6 separate regions of the Homo sapiens genome follow, and regions 2, 3, 4, 5 and 6 are each linked to region 1. A link is a contact called in ENCODE Hi-C or POLR2A ChIA-PET data. All regions are on one chromosome and are shown on one strand. Each heading gives the region's core, a stretch centred on a gene start or an enhancer-like site at or near the end of the contact. The rest is flanking DNA. Distances are from core to core; before and after follow the strand shown.

Region 1 (3,144 bases), core at 358-2,857:
CAGCCCATCTGGGTCTGTGAAACCACATCTGAGCCCTGTGGGCTGTGGTGGCGACACAGGCAGAGGGCGGGCAGGGTTGCCAGCGCCCCGCCTGGGCTAGGAACGCCTGTGCGCAGCTCCCTGAGAGCTCGGGGACCACGCGGAGGTTGTAATTGGTCTCTAGACCACACCTAGTTGTTGAGTGCCGCTGCTTGAAAATCTCAGTTCTGCCGAGATCGCAGAATACACACAAGCTACCTTTGGGCACCAGAGCAGACAGAACCGCGGAGCTTCAGGGTGGAAGATTCGTGGAAACTTTGCCAAGTAAGTGAGGTGGGGAGAGAAGGAAGCCAGTGCCTGACACTGTGGGGAGTGGCTGGGCAAAGCAGCATTGGAGGTGTTGTAGGGTTCCTACTGTCTGATGAGCTGGTGTGGGGTTCTTACTGTCTGATGTCGTCTCTGGTGGAAGTTAGCAGGGCTGGGGCAGATGCACAGAGCACGGTGGCGGGGGTGAGCCCAGGATCGGATTGATGCCCACCCACCACCTGGCACCCTGCAGTCCCAGCTGGCCAGAAGGCAAGCATGCTGGACCACAAAGCAAAGATCCTCCAGCTCTGCTGCTGGCAAGCCTTGGGGCCAGGGGACTCACAGAAGAGCAGGTTTGGGCCTGTGCCTTCCTCCTGCCCAAATGGGTCTCTCTCCCCTTCCCCTTCCAGCCAGGGCCGCAGCTGGGGCTGCAGCTTGAGTGACGGGAAAAGAAAGGTTTACTCCACCAGCGCATTAGCGGCACTCACAGCATTAAAAATGCAGGAGGTGGTGGGAGGAGCGGGCCAGGGAGGAAAACTCATGCAGCTGCGGGGCGCGGGGAAGAGCCGGGCTTCTGCCTCCTCAGCCCGGATCAGAGCCGAAGAACGAGGGCAGTTTGGGTTGAGAAGGATTCTCCAGTGTAACCGAGAAGCGAGCGTCCAGGAGGCTGTTGGGGAGGTCGGCACTGTGGGCTTCCTGGCCTTCGTTTGCTGTTTCGAGGGCCAGGACCTCGTGTGTTCCCGTCCGCCCCTCTGGGACGGCGCCAGCCCGGCAGGCCGCCGACCGTCCTGGGGCTCCCGCGCAGCGCGATGCCGGCCTCGTCCACCGTCCACGTGCTGCAGCTGCTGCGGGAGCTGCTCGCCTTCGTGCTCCTCAGCTACACGGTGCTCATCGGGGCGCTGCTGCTGGCCGGCTGGACCACTTACTTCCTGGTGCTGAAGTGACAGCGCCGTCGCCGCGCCCGGCCCCGCCTCCCGCCCGGCCCCGCCTCCCGCCCGGCCCCGCCTCCCTAACTCACCAGGAAATTCCCTTCAAGCCCTGGCCCGAACTGAGTCCCCGCCCACCCGCCAGCGTCACGGCGCCCGACTCAGCTCCGCGCCGGACCCACCTCCGCGCCCTCAGGCCCTGCATATGCCCCGCCCCGCGCGGAAGTTCCGGCGGTTGGTTGCCTTGCGCGGCCGTTACAGCCTTTGCCCTAAGCCTCGCCCCCTTTCCCCCTGCCTGCCCAATCCCGACTGCTTCCTTGGGTGGGGGCGTGGCTATGGGGCGAGGCGCTCTCAGGTGGAGGCCGTGCCCCGCTCCGCGCTCACGAAGCTGCGTCACTTCCGGCGTGTGCGTCTGGCGTCCGCGCGCTGCACAATGGCGGCTCTGAAGAGTTGGCTGTCGCGCAGCGTAACTTCATTCTTCAGGTACCGCTGCGGCCGCGTAGAGGGGACAGGACCAGAGGGAGGGACCGACGCGGACAGCGCTGTGGCCCGGCCCACGGCGCCCGCCTTCCTTACGCGCTCATCTCTCGTCCGCCCAGCTGGGTCGCGGCGTCTCGCTCCGGTCGGGAGGACTGAGGACAGCCCCGCCTCCGCCCCCTGGGTCAAGCCCGGCTTCCTTTTCAGTTCGTCCATCTTCTAGAAACGAGTCCCCGAGACCCCGGGCTGCCTTCTTGGGGCTGCTCCGCCTCCTGACCAGCCCTCGTCAGCCACTCGAAGTCCCTGAGGAGACGTGGAGAGGAGGAGGGACACGGCATGGGGGGAGTCCGGGAAGGGAGACGAGCGTCTGAAGACGTCCTCCCGAGGGCAGAAGGGGCCGGGGGAGCTGGCGCAGGGCTCTCTACCTAGCGCTGCAGGCTCCTGGGCGATTGTAGCGGGACCGTCACACACAACTGGCACCCAGGCCAGGGGTCCAGAGCTAAATTCTGCCTGCAGGAGCGGTTATTGTGGCATCCGTTTCTAAAAAGTTTAAAGGCAACATTTTATTTTATTTTAATTTTTTTGAGACAAGATCTGCCTCTGTCGCCCAGGCTGGAGTGCAGTGGCGAGATCTCAGCTCACTGCAACCTGTGCCTCCCGGCTTCAAGCGATTCTCAGCCTCAGCCTCCCGAGTAGCTGGGATTGCAGGCGCCCGCCACCACGCCCGGCTAATTTTTTTTTTTCTTTTTGTTTTGTTTGAGACTCAGTCTCGCTCTGTTGCCCAGGCTGAAGTGCAGTGGGGCGCTCTCGGCTCACTGCAACCTCTGCCTCCCAGGTTCAAGCGATTCTCCTGCCTCAGCCTCCCGAGTAGCTGGGATTACAGGAGCGTGCCACCACTCCGGGCTAATTTTTGTGTTTTAAGTAGAGATGGGGTTTCACCATGTTGGTCAGGCAGATTTCGAATTCCTGACCTCAAGTGATCCACCCGCCTCGGCCTTTATTTACTTATTTTTTTTTAATAGACACGGGGTCATGTTGCCAGCCATGTTGCCCAGGCTGGTCGTGAACTCCTGGGCTCAAGTGATCCTCCCGCCTTGCCCTTGGCCTTCCAAGTGCTAGGATTACAGGCGTGAGCCACCAACACCCTGCCTGAGGCAACATTTTAAACTTGGTGTATGTTGAAAATTTCAAAACCCCTCAGCTGTCCTGCATCCTCATTTAGGTTCCTGCTTGGCTCGAGTTTGAGTTTACAGCCCCTGCAAGTAAATCCAAGAGCCTGTTACAGATTGGCGGTCGTGCCTTATGAAATCTGACTTCTACTTCCAGGTACAGACAGTGTTTGTGTGTTCCTGTTGTGGCTAACTTTAAGAAGCGGTGTTTCTCAGAATTGATAAGACCATGGCACAAAACTGTGACGATTGGCTTTGGAGTAACCCTGTGTGCGGTTCCTATTGCA
Region 2 (3,028 bases), core at 171-2,670, 510 kb after region 1:
AGAAGGCATCAACCTACACATGCTGGACAGGTCGAGATGTGTCTAGGTCCCTTCCCCTCTATTCATGCCTGAAAGGGCACCCCCATTCCTGCCCCGGCTCTCCAGCAACCCTCTGTCTATTGATCAGAATCTACAACCACGTGTCTAGAAAGACCCATCAGAGACACCCTTGGCAACCTCCTCTCCCCTCTGCACACTGTAGGAGGCCAACTGAACTGCAGACAAGAGGTACATGGACAGGGACAATGTCACTGCTCCAAATGAGAGGACTGGGGTGATAGTGTGCAATGTAATTTCAGGCAAAGCCAACCCCCCGAAAAACAATCCCGTGACTGGAGAGGGAACAGCCCTGTCTTCAAAAATAGTCACCGAGTCCCTCTTGGTCAACCCCAAGGTTTCCTGAGGCGTCTCTAGTCAACACGGTAGGTAGCTGGGGCCTCTCTGAACCTCTTAGCAGGAACAACTGCTGCCAGGACCGCTCCCCACACCCAGCAGCAATGCCATTCTCTCAGGGGACCCCCGCCTTACACCCGCCCTCACTCCACCCCGTGTAAGGCTCCGGGCCAGAAGGATAGAGCTGGGAGTTTCCCCTATCACTGGGTGAGGCTACTCAGCTGTCCGAACTGACAGATGCTCTCCACGCCAAAATCAGCCTGCAGCAGCGTCAGAGCCCCCAAAGACAGGAAATAGGGGTCCCTAATCCCCAAGCACAACCTAGAGGTTCAAGGTGAACAGCTCTTAAGTACACCTCCCAAAACAGAGCTGCAGGATAGTGCTGCCCCGCCAGAGCACGGGGTGGGAGCTGAGCTACCAAAAGCAGATGGGAGGGGGCGGGGTGAGATCTGGGGAGACCCTGCAGAGGTGGGGGCTGGGCTGTTCTCTTTGAACCACCCCCACAGATGAACACGCCTGGAACTTGCCTCAGAGGCCACAGACCAACTTTCTGCAGCGAAGGGGGTGCGTGGAGCAGAGAGCCAGTGGGAGGGCGGCGGAAGAGGGGGCTGCGACCCGGCGCCCCACGTGGACGAAGAGCTGAAGCGCCGGGTGATGGGAGGGGGCTGGTCCATGCCTCCCGTCCGCCCCCAGGGCCTCTCCGGGGCACTCCCTAGGCCCTGACTGTCCCCACCGCCCGGGCCGGGGGGCTCAGGAAGGGCAAGGCGCTGCACCGCGGGCAGCAGAGTTGCGGGACCAGGTGGCCTGGCCCTACCTGCAGTTCTTGAAATTCTCCCTCCAGCTCGTGCCATTCGCGCTCGCAACGCTCCAGCTGCCCGGACATGATGCGATGGTGCAAGGCGGCGGTGCCGGCGGCTGCTCCCGCAGCGCTGCCCGACCGGCCCCCCAGCGCCCCACGCCCGCGCGCTCGCCGACCGCCCTCGGAGGCACCAGCTGTTCCTGCGCAGCCAGAGCCACGCGCGCAACTGACGTCACGGCCCCGCCCCGGCGCCCGCCCCGCCCCACGCCTGGGAGGCGGGGCCGCGCGTGCGCATGTGCCCCGCCCCGCCCCGCGTGCGGCGTTCCGGACCGGGACATGGCAGGCTCGCAAGGTCTTTCGGGGTCTGTTGCGGCCCCCTTGGCAGTGCCTCTGCGCCTCCAGAATCTGTCTCTTCCAGGAAGAGTTGGGGGACTTGTCTGCAGGTTGCATTTGCAGAGATTATTTGACTTAGATTGTGTGTTTTGGGGGTGTCTAGAGTTTGGGGAAAGGAGATTTGGGGGAGGTGAAATGAAAGCTCACCGGCCCCTGGTCATTGCCTGACTTGAGCCCAGGCCAGCGCCCCGGAAGGCTGGCGCTGACATCGACCATCCAAAAAGGTCGGGGGCCGGGCGGCGCAGCGCAGAGAGGGCACGGTCATTTCACGTTGTCATTATTATGTGCTGCAGCTAATACATCCTAGATTCCTGCCCTCTAACGCTCTGGGTGACGTTCTTAACAGCTGTTTCTGTCGCTCAAGGGACAACCGCCTCCAAGCTGATTAAATCCAGTTCTGTCCCCTCCTCTGCCAAGTCCTGCAAGAACTGCCCCTGCCTAGCTTTCCAGTCCCTTCTATCTCACCGCCCTGGACTCGTACCCTCCAGCCATTGCTTTTTCTCTTCCTGACCTTGCATGGAACTTTCTTCCCTCTAAATCTTCATACGATGTGCCTTTTTTTCATCATTCAGGCCTCAGTTTCAAATGACACCTGTGTTACTTTACTTTTTTATCTTTCTTTTTTCTTCTATTTTTATGGGTGTTTTTTTTTTTTTCTGTCGCCTAGGCTGGAGTGCAGTGGTGTGATCTCAGCTCACTGCAACTTCCGCCTCCCGGAATCAAGTGCGTCTCATACCTCAGCCTCTGGAGTAGCCAGGTTATACCACATCCAGCTAATTTTTGTATTTTTAGTAGAGGCGGGGTTTTGCAGTGTTGGCCAGGCTGCTCTCGAACTCCTGACCTTAAGTAATCCGCCCGACTTGGCCTCCCAAAGTGCTAGGATTACAGGCATGAGCCACCGTGCCCGGCCCCCTGTGTTCGTTGCTAAAGCTGCCATAACCACAACCTGGGTAGTTTAAACAATAGAAATGTATTCTCACCAACGGGGGCAACATAAGGAGACCTTGTTTCTACAAAAAATTTACAGATTAGCTGGGTGTGGTGGCACGCGCCTGTGGTCCCAGCTACTCCGGAGGCTGAGGTCCAAGAATTCCTTGGGCCTGGGAGGTCAAGGCTGCAGTAAGCTATGATTGCACCACTGCACCCCAGCCTGGGTAACAGAGCGAGACCCAGTCTCATAAAGAAAGAAGGAGGCCGGGCGCGGTCGCTCACGCTTGTAATCCCAGCACTTTGGGAGGCTGAGGCAGGAGGATCACCTGAGGTTGGGAGTTCAAGACCAGCCTGACCAACATGGAGAAACCCCATCTCTACTAAAAACACACAAAAAAATTAGCCAGGTGTGGTGGCACATGCCTGTAATCCAGTTACTCAGGAGGCTGATGCAGGAGAATCACTTGAACCAGGGAGGTGGAGGTTGTGGTGAGCTGAGATCGTGCCATTGCA
Region 3 (2,940 bases), core at 29-2,528, 700 kb after region 1:
GTCTCAGCCTCCCAAGTCTCAGCCTCCCAAGTAGCTGGGATTACAGACGTGCGCCAACATGCCCAGCTAATTTTTGTATTTTTAGTAGAGGTGGGGTTTTGCCATGTTGTCCCGGCTGGTCTCCAACTCCTGGCCTCAAGGGATTCTCCCTCCTTGGCCTCCCAAAGTGCTAGGATTACACATGTGAGCCACCGCACCTAGCCTGTAGGAAGGAGGTTTTGTTCCTCTTGGTCATTGTACTTTGGAGGTTAAATCAACCTGAAGTGGGGTGTGGGTGTGTCTGGAAACCACATCAGGTGAGATGTGTTTGAAGGAGGAATTGGGTTGCTTTACATGAGGAAGTGAAGGCATATGGTAACTGCAGTCAGCCAGGTGAAGGATTGTCTCCTGAAAGGAGTATAGCCGAGTGGTGTTGAAATAACTTGCTCTGTTAGGTAGTGAGCTCCCTGTCACTGGAGGCATACAAGTAGAAAGTAGATATGGATGACTCAAGGTGCTTGCAGACAATCTACAACTGGGTGGAAGCTTGGACCAGAGGATAGGAGTATCCTTTGAGGCCACCAAGATGTTTCTGAGAGTTGGGCTAGAAACTGGTCTTAGGTCTGGACATCAAGCACTAGTGGTGGTTGTAGTAGCAGTTCCTGCTATGGGGATGGGGCCTCCAACACCTGGGTGCTTCTAGAAAGTTGGGCAGAAACTGGAGACTTCCCTATTAGGGAGATTTGGCATTTGGAAGTAGCAGGGTTTAGTGCGGGGATGACTTTGTTACCATGGCCCCAGGTCTGTCCTCAGACCTGCTTGGCTCAGGGAAGGGACCGACCCCTGCTTGGGATGGAAGGGAACTGCACTTGGTGGTCAGCGTTTATAGGGGACACCCTGGCAGATGTGGAGTAGTGGAGACTCGGGAAGGAGGTGGCATCCTCCTTCTAAGCTGTGCTCAATCCACTCTGCAGGTGTTGCTGGATTGGCCCTGGATTCAAAGGATGACTGGAAGGCTCTTGGCCTTGCTGCTGACTCTGTGACGTTAGCTGGTCTCTTCCTCTCTCTGCACCTCAGCTCTCTCTACAATGGTGGTGGGGTGGAGCTGAACTCTGGGACCCTCAAGTTCCCTCCCAACCCCATCCTCTGAGCCTAACAGGCCTTAAGTCTCTCTGTCCAGGCCTTATGCAGAGCTGGGAGGTGGCTCATCACTTTTCCCCTGTGTGGGATGGTGTGGGTGTTGATGTTGGTGACTTAAGCAAGCTGGGGGAGGTCTTGAGAAGCCCTGGCAGCAGGGGTGTGGGCGTGGCTGTCTATTGAAGGCAGGAAGAGGAAATGTGCATTTGAGTTGCTGCAAGCAGGAGTCCAGTTAGGTCCTGGCAAAGACTTCTGGCCTGAAGGGTCATGCATTGAGATACCAGGATTTTTTCCCCTGGAGTTTTGGGAAGTAGAAAAGGGACAGTTGGAATTTGCCACCCTCTGAGATACAGGGGTGGGGTAGGGTGGGAGGGAGGGTGCAGCATAGTTCAGCGGTTCCCAGCCATTGATTTCATGGACCAGTGAAAAAAAACTTAGGAACAGATACAGAGTTGCCAACTTATAATTTTGCTAAAGATGGGTGTTAAGATCAACAAACCCCATGGTCTATTCTGACACTAAAAAAGTTACAAGTATAAAATGTCAGAATAAAGGATAGTACTTTAACTTTGATAGTTTTTCTCATTCTGTTTCCAACCAGTGAAAACTAAAGGACCAGAGACTGGGGTCCACTGACCTAGATTAGTATTTTTTTTTTTTTTTTTTTTTTGAGAGGGAGTCTTGCTCTGTTGCCCAGGCTGGAGTGCAGTGGCGCAATCTCGGCTCACTGCAAGCTCCGCCTCCCGGGTTCACACCATTCTCCTGCCTCAGCTTCCCGAATAGCTGGGACCACAGGCACCCGCCACCATGCCTGGCTAATTTTTTGTGTTTTTAGTAGAGACACGTTTTCACTGTGTTAGCCAGGATGGTCTTGATCTCCTGACCTCATGATCTGCCCACCTTGGCCTCCCAAAGTGCTGGGATTACAGGCGTGAGCCACTGCGCCTGCTCTTCTTTTTTTTTTTTTTTGAGACAGAGTCTTGCTCTGTCGCCAGGCTGGAGCATGGTGGTGCAATCTTGGCTCACTGCAACCTCCGCCTCCCGGGTTCAAGCGATTCTCCTGCCTCAGCCTCCCTAGTAGCTGAGATTACAGGTACACGCCACCATGCCCGGCTAATTTTTGTATTTTTAGTAGCAACGGGGTTTTGCCATGTTGTCCAGGCAGGTCTCGAACTCCTAGGGTCAAGTGATCCACCCGCCTCGGCCTCCCAAAATGCTGGGATTACAGACATGAGCCACCGCGCCCAGCCCCTAGATGAGTATTTTAGGTCCTCCCCAGGCCTGGGGATTCTCTCCAGCATTCACACCCTCTGAGCCACGTACAGACACACATCTGAGATTCGTGGTACTTGATTTGTGGCTTTGAGGAGAGAGTCTTGGGAAACCCAGAAAGGGTTTGCAGCTCCCTGGATGGGAGTTTTTCTGTATTGAAGCAGAGAATTGAATTCTGGCATTTCCCACCTCTGACCTGAGTTTTCATTGCCACAGTGTGACCTTAGGCACCTCTCCTCCTGCCACACTGACCTCACGCCTCCCAGTCCGTGGTTCATGGAGTCTTCAGTTCTCTGAAAGCTCATAGGATGCTGATGGTTTAGGAAGACTTTCATCATAAAGGGATGCTGGATTTTGTCAAATGCTTTTTCTGTGTCTATTCAGATGATCGTGTGATTTTTTAATTTTTAATTCTGTTTACGTGGTGTATCACATTTATCGACATGTGTATGTTAAACCATCCCTGGCATGAAACCCACTTGATCATGGAGGGATTATCTTGTTGATATGCTGTTGGATTTAGTTACTAGTATTTTGTTGAGGTTTTTTGCA
Region 4 (2,968 bases), core at 112-2,611, 830 kb after region 1:
TCCTCATACTTCAAGGCACAGTTCCAAAGTTACCTATTCCAAAAATATTCCTTGCTTTCTGTAGCCAGAAGTATCCTTTCTGGCTCCTGTGTTTTGTCCCTGCCTTTTTTTTTTTTTTTTTTTTGATACCTATAGCCTTCTGCCTTGTAATATGGTTACTTACAAATAACTCTTCTTTTGAATGGTAAACTGCCTTCCTAAGGGATGAGACTGTATTTTGAATTACTTCTCTTCACCATGTCTCCCTCTTGGCTAACGCACAGAAAACGTTCAACAAAACATGTGCTGAATTTCTGTGACCAGCTGACACTCTTTTTCAATCTTCTATAGTAAATCTTTGACGCTTTATGGAGACAGCGTTAATCTAGCAGCTCACCTGCTAGATTACCCACCCCCAGCACACCTCTGCACTGAGATTAACGAAACCATCTAGGTCTGAAAGTTATCATCACCTTATGACTCATCCCACTTGGTTTGAGTTCGGCAAATGAATCAATACCCTGAACTGACTGCTGTTCACAAAGCTCTTCAGAACTCTCAGTGATCGGGTTGAGAATCATCTCTCAGAAGTAGGCCGGAAACCCCGCTCCCCTTTCCCCTTTTCTTCAACTTCTCATCAGTAATGCTCCCACGCTCTCACTCCCACCTTGGAGAACTCAAGCTGCCAAATTCCTTGCTGCGTTTACCTAGTGGCGATGGAGGCACATCCAGCCTTCTCTAGTTCGCGGCCCCGACGTGCAGCCTACGAAGCACCCCTTCCGGGTGGCATCCCCACCCTGAGAGTTCTTTAACCCGTTAGCCTGGCCCTAGCCTCACCACCCCCTGCACCCCTCCTGTTCTCCTCGGTCCCACGATGTCCCCAACACTTGGGTTAGTTCAAGGACTCGGGGCGGGAAAGGGCACGCCGCGCGCCAAGGGACCGAGGCTCAGGCGAGCCCTGGCGGCTCTGCCTCAGGCCCCCGAGGAGGCGCACAGGGCCCGGCGCAGAGAGGGGCCCACCCGGCGCGAACGCTAGGGACGCCCGGCTTCTCCCCACCGCTCGGGTCGCTGACGGGGGTGGCACTGGAGGAGCTCGAGAGGGTCCGGCAGCCTGCCCTGGCTCGGTTGGGGCACCTGAAGCCGGGCAAGCGACCCCCCTCAGCGCAGCTCTCCGAGATGACGACTAGGTAACCGCTAAGGCGGAAAGAAAGGAGGCGCTTCAGGTGCCCTGGCAGGATAGGATTGGCGAGGAGGGTCTGTCCGGCTCCACCGGCCCCTCACCTTCATGGCCGCGACCGCCTCAGCTCGGCCGGCTCTACCAGGAAACTCAGCACCATAGCAGCTCCTCACACTGCCGACCTCCTTCCCTCTGGGCGGTGATTACCGCGCCCCGGGAGGCGACCGAGCGTCCGGACGTAAGGGGCGTGGTCACGCTCGCCGCGTGCCCCGGTAAAAGCGCAGAGCGGCGGCCACGACGACCAATAGGAAGCCGACTTTCGGGAGGCCGGTCACCAGAGCCAATGAAGCGACAGGGATTGGGCGGGGCCTCTGGCGTTCCTCCTGGCTGGGAGTGCGCGGGGAGGATTCTTTTCCGCCCCGAGCGAAGACCTGCGGACCTGGGCGTGGCGGAAGGCGCGCTGCGGCGCTGCTTTCTCGGTTGGGTGTTTGAAATGGGAGATAGCGTCCCTGAGGAAGCTGCTGCGGCTTTCTGGGCTAGGTGGTCAAGTTTCCGGGGAGGGGAGCGCGGGAAGGGCCGTGGTGAATTTGAACACGCCGGTTGGCTCGAAGGCCTTTGTTATGACCGTCAGAGCAGGGCCTCAGATTTCCTTCCCAGACGTTCCCGCGTTCATGCTCGGTGATGACCTCGGGGCTCCTCACTCGTGGGTCCGGTAAGGAGCGGCAGCTGCACTCGCTAGGACGCGGCCTTTAAAAACAAGACTTATTGAAAACACTTAGAAAACCAAGGGCTCTCAAATCCCAAGGGCTCTTTGAAAAGCTGTATTCAAAATAACCAAAATCGTAGCATAATAAAAGAATTTGCTCGAGTCTTGGAATTGCCTTTGGACAGAGAAACTGAGGTTGTAAATTAAGGTATCGATTTCTTCAGCTGTACTGGATGACAGTTTATTTTCCTACACCTTTTTTTTATTTTTGACAAGGTCTTGCTCTTGCCCAGGCTGGAGTGCAATAGTGTGATCTCGGCTCACTGCAACCTCCGTCTCCCGGGTTCAAAGGATTCTCCTGCCTCAGCCTCCCTAGTAGCTGGGACTTCGTGCGCCCGCCCCACACCCGGCTAATTTTTTCTATTTTTAGTAGAGACTGGTTTTCACTGTGTTGGCCAGGCTGGTCTAGAACTCCTGGCCTCAGGTGAGCCGCCCACCTCGGCCTTCCAAAGTGCTGAGATTAGCCACCGGGCCCAGCCGATTTTCCTACACTTTTTAATCTCACCTCTAACTTAACCAGTATTTAAGATTTTAAACATAAAAAAGTCAGTTCGCTCTTCATGAGGACCTAAGACTGTTCTGTTATTTATATACATTATAGATTTGCTTCGACAAGTTGTGCTATATTAGATTAAAACACACGGAGAGAGAGAGAGTGCGTGGCAGGCCACTTCCTTAGACTGAAATAATGCATCAGAGTATGTATTTCTCTTGCTTCAAGTGCTGCTCAGATAATGTCACTTCTTATCCATAATAGTCCTAGGTTTTTTTTGGAAAAATGTACAGAAAGCCTTTCATTCACGATGTAGGACGCAGCTGAGCTTCATTGGAAGAGAAAGTATTAATTAATTCTCCTAATGATCTAGACACAAAGCAACTCAATAAAAATGTTCTTGGGGTACAAAGCCATGGTTGTCCCTCATTAGAAAAGGCCTGGCAGGTCTACCTCCAGAGTTAATAAGCACATGAAAGATGCTCAACATCATTAACTATCAAGGAAATGCACATCAAATCCATGGATACCGCTGTGCGCCTGCAAGGATGGG
Region 5 (2,848 bases), core at 292-2,791, 930 kb before region 1:
CATAGACCCCTCAGATATGTGAGGAATCAAGCCATAAATGTGCATTTGCTGGACATTATGTACCATGTCATCTCTATGACTACAGATTTCAAGGATAATTTTTACATCTAACAATTTCACTGTAACAGTGACCGATAATGTGAGAAATGTGCTTTTTACAGTGCTGCTGGTGGGTAGACAAGTGCTTGCTGCAGTTGTTTCTGAATCTAGCCAGATGCTGGAGTCGTGAAGCTGTAAGCTCCGCGGGAGCAGGGACCATCTCTCTTTCTTGCACTACAGGCACTCAATAAATACTTGTGGCTGTGAACTGGCGTGTGGCCTTTGTGTGTTTATTTCTGCTAGCTGGCTGCAGGAGCGGGTTGTTGGTGATTTTAAGTCCCAGGCATAGAGAAGTCCTTGAGTTATGGGTTAAGGGGCGTCCATCCAGGAGCACAGTTCCCGTTGGGACTCTGTGGGCTCCGCAGATCTTTCTGGATGGATCCTAGGGCACCTCTTGGTGGAGGGAAGGAGCTGAAGCGTTCTAGGTGATGGTGGTACGCCTTGGTCCTCCTCTGCGTGGTCATGGTCAGGGGCACCTGGAGGCGAGTCGGGAACGATGGCCTTCCTGGCCCGTTCAGTTGGGTTCTGCCGTGACCCCAGGAGGTGAGCAGCTGTCAGGGGCTCGGCCTCCCCGGCTTCATCTGGAGTCATCTAGGCCGCCTTAATTTTAGCTTGTCCTCTCTCCTCCAGGGGAGCACCGCCGTCTCCTCAGCCTTATAAGGTGACAAGTAGGGATGGGTCACACATCACTAAGTTTTAGGTGTGCTCTCTTTAGTTCCATGACTTCAGATTTTGCCAAACAAGTCCACCCTGGCTCAACCTAACAAACACCTCATGTTTTTAAGGAATGTCACCAGGCGCTCCCCCACCGGGGGCTCTTCCCATTGGAGAGCCCTGTCGTGCCAGATCATCCGGATTAAACTGTTCGTGATCCTCTTCCAGCTACTCCCTGAGGTGGGGACCGGGACGGCTGCGCTCCCGGCTCTGCCGTTCCCTGGGCCGCGGCCCGGGCGTCCTGAGGGGAGAGCGCGGACCCACCGTGTGGCGAGCACCGCGCCCGGGGCTGGGCTTCGGTGAGCTGCCCGCTGCGCTCTGCCCTCCCTGGTTTACCATTTCGCTCCTAAGAAACTTCATTTTTTAAAATGAGGCTGTTTTAAGAGTCACAGTGGCCGCAAGTCGGCCGGTTCCCGCCCCCGAGTGCGCTCGGCTGCTGCGGACGGTGGGCGAGGAGCCCGGGGCGGGGATCCGCGCCGCCGCCCCCGAGTCCAGTCCCGGGCCCTGAGGACACGGGCGAGCCGGGGAGGAGCGGGGTCGCCGCGGCAGGTCTGAGGAACCAGGCGGGCTGCCCGAGTCGGAGAGGTTTCTTCCGGCGGAGGCGGCGGGGCCGGGCCGAGACTCCGCAGGGACGCGCCCCCGCCGCCGCCGCCGCCGCTCCCCCGCGCGGCCTGAGGAGGCGCCGCCGCCACTGAGGGAATGCGAGCCCGGCCCGGCGCGCGCGGGCAGCAGCGGCCGCTGGGGTGCGCGGGGCACCGCGGCGCCGCGGCGTAGAGCTGTCCAGCCGGCCCCGGCCGCCCGCCCGGCGCTTCCTTCTCAGCTCGCGGCCGCCTCAGCGAGAGCCGCCCGCCAGCACGTGCGCCGCCGCCGCCCGCCTGCGACGCTCGGGAGCAATGCCCGCCGGGGCTCTGCCGCTCGCCCGGGGCCAGCAGGCGGCGGGGGCGCGCGGGGCGCAGCCGGCCGGGCCGGGGCCGCGGGGCGGGCGCTCCCCGTGAGGCGGCGTGAGGTGGCGGCGGCCCAGCCGGGGCCCCGAAGAGGACAGAGCCCGCGGCCGCGCCGAGCGGGGTGAGTGCGTCCGGGCGGCCGCTCCGCAGGCCCGCGGTGAGTCCCGCAGTGCCGGGCGCTGGCCGGGGACCTGGGGATCTGGGCGGCGGCTCCCAGAGAGGCCCCGGCCCGCCCGCCCGCCGAGCCTCCAGCCCGCCGGGGGCTGGAGGAGGGAGCGGAGACCCGGGCAGGGAGGAGGGTGTGGCGTACGGGAGCCCCGCTCGGGAGACCGCCCGAGCCTGGCCTCAGTGAGTCGCCGGCCCTGGATCCGTGCCCGAAACGCTGATTTCCGAATTTCCGTCGGTCGCGACCGCGTGGGGGACCCCCGCCAGGGACAAGTGTCATAGCGGTCGGGGGGCAGGCGTGGGCAGTGCCGGTGCCAGGGCGAGGAAGGGGCTATCGGGAGGAAGCGGAGGTGAGCCCCCGGCCCGCCTTCTCTGCTTCCCGCCTCCAGCTGAACGTCCCCAGGCCCGGGCCGTGGCCTCTGCTTGTCGGGGGCCCAGGGTTGGGGTGTGGCCCGTCTCCATCCTCAGTGCCCCCTTCGTGTGGTAATGGGGTGCCGGCTCTGTCTTCTTCCCACCCCGAATCCTTTCTTATCCGTGGCAGGGCTGATCGGGGGGCCTTGGGGAGAGGGAAAGTTCAGTGTCCCCCGCCCCAGTGTGCACTGCCTCCCCGCAAGAAATCCCAAACGGCCACTCCAGGTGAACATAGTGCGCGCGGTGCAAATGTCATTTCAAGGCAAGTCCTCCAGGCTTGTCCCCTTTCCACCGACTTGCTCCTGCAGAGACATCCTGCACTCCTCTCCCTCCCACTGAAGTGTGGGCTGGGTGCCTCTCCAAACACCCCGGCCTACCTGCCTCCCCCACCCAGAGTCGGGATTCTTCAAAGGAGACCTCACTGGAACATCTGTCTTTGTCCACAACCAGCTCTCTCCCCGGCCTCCACCTGGGAGTGACCAGAGCTGCTAGGATAGACCCCCCACTTCTGGAGG
Region 6 (2,911 bases), core at 110-2,609, 870 kb after region 1:
TTAAACAAACATAAAAATGGGCACAAGGCAGGCCGGGCGCGGTGGCTCACGCCTGTAATCCCAGCACTTTGGGAGGCCGAGGCGGGAGGATCACGAGGTCAGGAGATTGAGACCATCCTGGCTAACACGGTGACACCCCGTCTCTACTAAAAATACAAAAAATTAGCCGGGCGTGGTGGCCGATGCCTGTAGTCCCAGCTACTCGGTAGGCTGAAGCAGGAGAATGGCGTGAACCAGGGAGGTAGAGCTTGCAGTGAGCAGAGATCGCGCCACTGCACTCCAGCCTGGGCGACAGAGGAGACTCCGTCTCAAAACAAAACAAAACAAAACAAAAGGCACAAGGCACAGTGTGTGCATGTGGATAGCCAAAGTTGAATGGTATGTGGTTTTTCTTTCAAGGGACATAAAGACTAATAGGGATACCAGATCATTAATAATAATTCAGGGTATAGAGAACTAAGTGTCTTGGGAGAGGTACAGATGAACGGAAGGGGAATTGTGAAAAATCAGGTTCAAAATGTTGGCTGGGGATTGCTTTTGGAGGGCTTTGAAATGCAGAGTATAGATTTTGTAGTTTATTAGGTAGGAAACTGACTCAGCACATGGAGGTGATGTTGCTAATGTTCTATTTCACGTAAGGATACACGACCACTGGCAACCTGATCTGGCTGTCTGCAAATGGCATTTGTGAAACGCTGAAGAAAAATCTCATGTTCCTATCTTTAAAAAGACAGAGTTAAACTCCTAAACATTTGAGTTTAAAAGTAACATAATAAATACATACTTTAAGGGTGCAAATTTAATTTCGGTACTTTTAAACACAATCATTTAAACATTCTATTTGAACTATTTTCAAATTACATGAACAAGCCAGGCGCGCTGCCTGTAGTCCCAGCTTCTCGGGAAGGCGGGAGGATCGCTCGAGCCCAGGATTTGGGAGGGTGCAGTGCTCTTTGAGGGCGTCTACGAATAACCACTGCCCTCCAGTCTTGGTAACATAGCGAGATATCGTCTCAAACAACAACAACGACAACCACCACCACCACCACCAACAACAACAACCAACAACAAAAAAACCACTTTGGGAGCTCCTCAGTCCCTTCAGCCCCGACCCCAAGCATCGACTTCCCCTCCCATCCGGTCCCTGTCCACGTAGCCTGGGAACCTGCTCCCACTCGGCAAAAGTTTCTGTAGGGAGTCAGTCTTTTGGTGCACCCCTCCCCGCACTCTTGTACATTCTGACTGGCTGTCGCTCTCCCATGTGCTCTGACAGACTGCTCTGATTGGTTAACAAATGCCGCGAGCACGCGGATGTCTGTTTCCTGGGATATTGTGAGGGCGGGCGGAGATGTAGACCCGGTAGTGTTGTGCCTTGTGGTGACAACTGGCGGCAGCGCGCCGCGGGCCCGAGACTTAGTCTCGGGCCGCCATGGCCAGCGTCCACGAGAGCCTCTACTTCAATCCCATGATGACCAATGGGGTTGTGCACGCCAATGTGTTCGGCATCAAGGACTGGGTGACGCCGTACAAGATCGCGGTGCTGGTGCTGCTGAACGAGATGAGCCGCACAGGCGAGGGCGCCGTCAGCCTCATGGAGCGGCGGAGGCTCAACCAGCTGCTCCTGCCCCTGCTGCAGGTGAGAGGCGCCCGCTGGCTCCTGCTCGTGCAGCAAACTTTTACTGAGCATCTGCTCTGTGCGGAACCCTGGGCTTGGGGACACTCGTGTCCATCAGATACTCTCCCTGCCTGGAGGAACGTGAAGAAATAAAGATAGCTACTACCGGTAGCTAACACGTACTGAGCGTTTACGGTGGGCCAGGCGCTTTACATGCATTTTTTTTTTTTGCAAGTTCATGTCTGGCTCCAGTATTTATTAGCTGAGAGTTAGAGTCTCAGATCCTGTATCTTCTTTAAAATGGGGCTATACAATAGAGCGTTGGAGACACAGGGATAAGTCATACAGGCTCCCTATCCTAGAGGACCGTAATAAACAGTAAAAATGCCATAAAACCGGGCCGGGCGCAGTGGCTCACGCCTATAATCTCCGCACTTTGGGAGGGTAAGGCGGGTGGATCACGAGGTCAGGAGTTCGAGACCAGCCTGACCAACGTAGTGAAACCCCGTCTCTACTAAAAACACAAAAAATTAGCTGGACGTGGTGGCGGGCACCTGTAATTTCAGCTACTCGGGAGGCTGAGGCAGGAGAATCGCTAGAACCTGGGAAGCGGAGGTTGCAGTGAGCCGAGATCGCGCCACTGCACTCCAGCTTGGGCGACAGTGCAAGACTCCGTTTCAAAAAAAAAAAAGGCATAAAGCCAAGGACGAGCACTGATTGAATACTTAACTGTGTGCTAAGCACTTTACTTAAAATTTGTTTTAAATTATTATTATTTTTTTGAGACAGGGTCTCGCTTTGTCGCCCAGGCTGGAGTGCAGTAGTGTGATCGCGGCTCACTGCAGCCTCGACCTCTCAGGCTCAGGTGATCCTCCCACCTCAGCCTCCCAAGTAGCTGGGAGTACAGGCGCGGGTCACTACGCCCAGCTAATTTTTTTGCATTTTTTGTAGAGACGGGATTTTGCCATGTTACCCAGGCTGGCCGGGAACTCCTGGACTCAAGCAATCCTCCCGTCTGGTCTCCCAGAGTATTGGGATTACAGGAGTGAGCCACTGCGCCCGGCCGTCATGTGTTATTTCATTTTGCAGACACAGGTTTAGCTCAGATAATTAAGTTCCTTAATTCATTTGGGTCTCAGTTTTCTCTCTGTAAAATGGGAACAATAGTAGAAACTGTTACTAGCATGTAGTAAATGCTCAATATTACTAGAATTTTCATTTTAGTGTGTTCACATATGGCATATACCTTCCCCTATATCAGTTGTGGTTTTTCCATTTATATTCATGGTTACGTGA

What was found. A loop is a pair of places that touch in the nucleus more often than their neighbours do. ChIA-PET counts read pairs that join two places held with the same protein, here RNA polymerase II (POLR2A). Pooled maps may share reads with other maps.
Region 2: a map of naive thymus-derived CD4-positive, alpha-beta T cell shows a loop between it and region 1 (5-fold over the local background). The contact joins the promoter of TMEM120B here to the promoter of DIABLO in region 1. A Hi-C loop is called at or near these places in 1 of 168 maps with a recorded cell type or tissue (naive thymus-derived CD4-positive, alpha-beta T cell), 1 of 37 single-sample maps with no recorded cell type and 9 of 50 pooled maps. POLR2A ChIA-PET finds 5 or more read pairs at or near these places in 3 of 52 experiments (CD4-positive, alpha-beta T cell, MCF 10A and OCI-LY7).
Region 3: a pooled map shows a loop between it and region 1 (4-fold over the local background). The contact joins the enhancer-like site here to the promoter of DIABLO in region 1. A Hi-C loop is called at or near these places in 1 of 37 single-sample maps with no recorded cell type and 5 of 50 pooled maps. POLR2A ChIA-PET finds 5 or more read pairs at or near these places in 1 of 52 experiments (B cell).
Region 4: a loop to region 1 is called in a map of CD8-positive, alpha-beta T cell, with 5 times the contacts of the local background. The contact joins the promoter of RNF34 here to the promoter of DIABLO in region 1. A Hi-C loop is called at or near these places in 3 of 168 maps with a recorded cell type or tissue (CD4-positive, alpha-beta memory T cell, CD8-positive, alpha-beta T cell and naive thymus-derived CD4-positive, alpha-beta T cell) and 11 of 50 pooled maps. POLR2A ChIA-PET finds 5 or more read pairs at or near these places in 5 of 52 experiments (B cell, CD4-positive, alpha-beta T cell, GM12878 and 2 more).
Region 5: a pooled map shows a loop between it and region 1 (4-fold over the local background). The contact joins the promoter of PITPNM2 here to the promoter of DIABLO in region 1. A Hi-C loop is called at or near these places in 1 of 50 pooled maps. POLR2A ChIA-PET finds 5 or more read pairs at or near these places in 2 of 52 experiments (GM10248 and HEK293).
Region 6: a loop to region 1 is called in a pooled map, with 24 times the contacts of the local background. The contact joins the promoter of ANAPC5 here to the promoter of DIABLO in region 1. A Hi-C loop is called at or near these places in 1 of 37 single-sample maps with no recorded cell type and 7 of 50 pooled maps. POLR2A ChIA-PET finds 5 or more read pairs at or near these places in 2 of 52 experiments (activated CD4-positive, alpha-beta T cell and activated T-cell).

Annotation. Positions count from the first base shown.
Region 1 is chr12:122,224,515-122,227,658 of GRCh38, reverse strand. It overlaps DIABLO (diablo IAP-binding mitochondrial protein), which reads left to right and starts at 1,607. Exons shown (of 6, transcript NM_001371333.1): 1 at 1,607-1,694; 2 at 3,015-3,144. The coding sequence starts at 1,645. LOC128125816 reads left to right here and starts at 1,095. Exons shown (of 1, transcript NM_001414998.1): 1 at 1,095-1,229. The coding sequence starts at 1,095. The coding sequence ends at 1,229. LOC101593348 (a long non-coding RNA gene) reads right to left here and starts at 1,217. Exons shown (of 1, transcript NR_103497.1): 1 at 1-1,217. RefSeq lists enhancers at 1-461, 462-1,293, 1,243-1,537, 1,591-1,830, 1,841-1,890 and 1 more and a silencer at 1,161-1,300.
Region 2 is chr12:121,711,144-121,714,171 of GRCh38, reverse strand. It overlaps TMEM120B (transmembrane protein 120B), which reads right to left and starts at 1,420. Exons shown (of 12, transcript NM_001080825.2): 1 at 1,208-1,420. The coding sequence starts at 1,276. RefSeq lists silencers at 949-1,078, 1,259-1,308, 1,319-1,578.
Region 3 is chr12:121,529,074-121,532,013 of GRCh38, reverse strand. All of the region lies in intron 8 of KDM2B (lysine demethylase 2B), which reads left to right. Among named protein-coding and RNA genes, the nearest start is that of KDM2B-DT, 50 kb to the left of the region's middle. RefSeq lists an enhancer at 2,015-2,516. Within about 2 kb of position 1,278, at least 23 of the 41 ENCODE cell types and tissues checked have a DNase peak (open chromatin) inside an H3K27ac peak, as active enhancers do; they include B cell, where a contact is called at or near this core.
Region 4 is chr12:121,398,511-121,401,478 of GRCh38, reverse strand. It overlaps RNF34 (ring finger protein 34), which reads right to left and starts at 1,361. Exons shown (of 6, transcript NM_025126.4): 1 at 1,261-1,361. The coding sequence starts at 1,266. RefSeq lists enhancers at 190-721, 722-1,253, 1,739-1,818.
Region 5 is chr12:123,149,783-123,152,630 of GRCh38, reverse strand. PITPNM2 (phosphatidylinositol transfer protein membrane associated 2) reads left to right here and starts at 1,541. Exons shown (of 26, transcript NM_020845.3): 1 at 1,541-1,878. It also overlaps a transcript of MPHOSPH9 not described here. RefSeq lists silencers at 1,158-1,357, 1,378-1,637, 1,658-1,797, 1,898-1,987.
Region 6 is chr12:121,350,859-121,353,769 of GRCh38, reverse strand. ANAPC5 (anaphase promoting complex subunit 5) reads left to right here and starts at 1,359. Exons shown (of 17, transcript NM_016237.5): 1 at 1,359-1,636. The coding sequence starts at 1,430. RefSeq lists enhancers at 1-256, 257-932, 1,357-1,616, 1,609-2,284.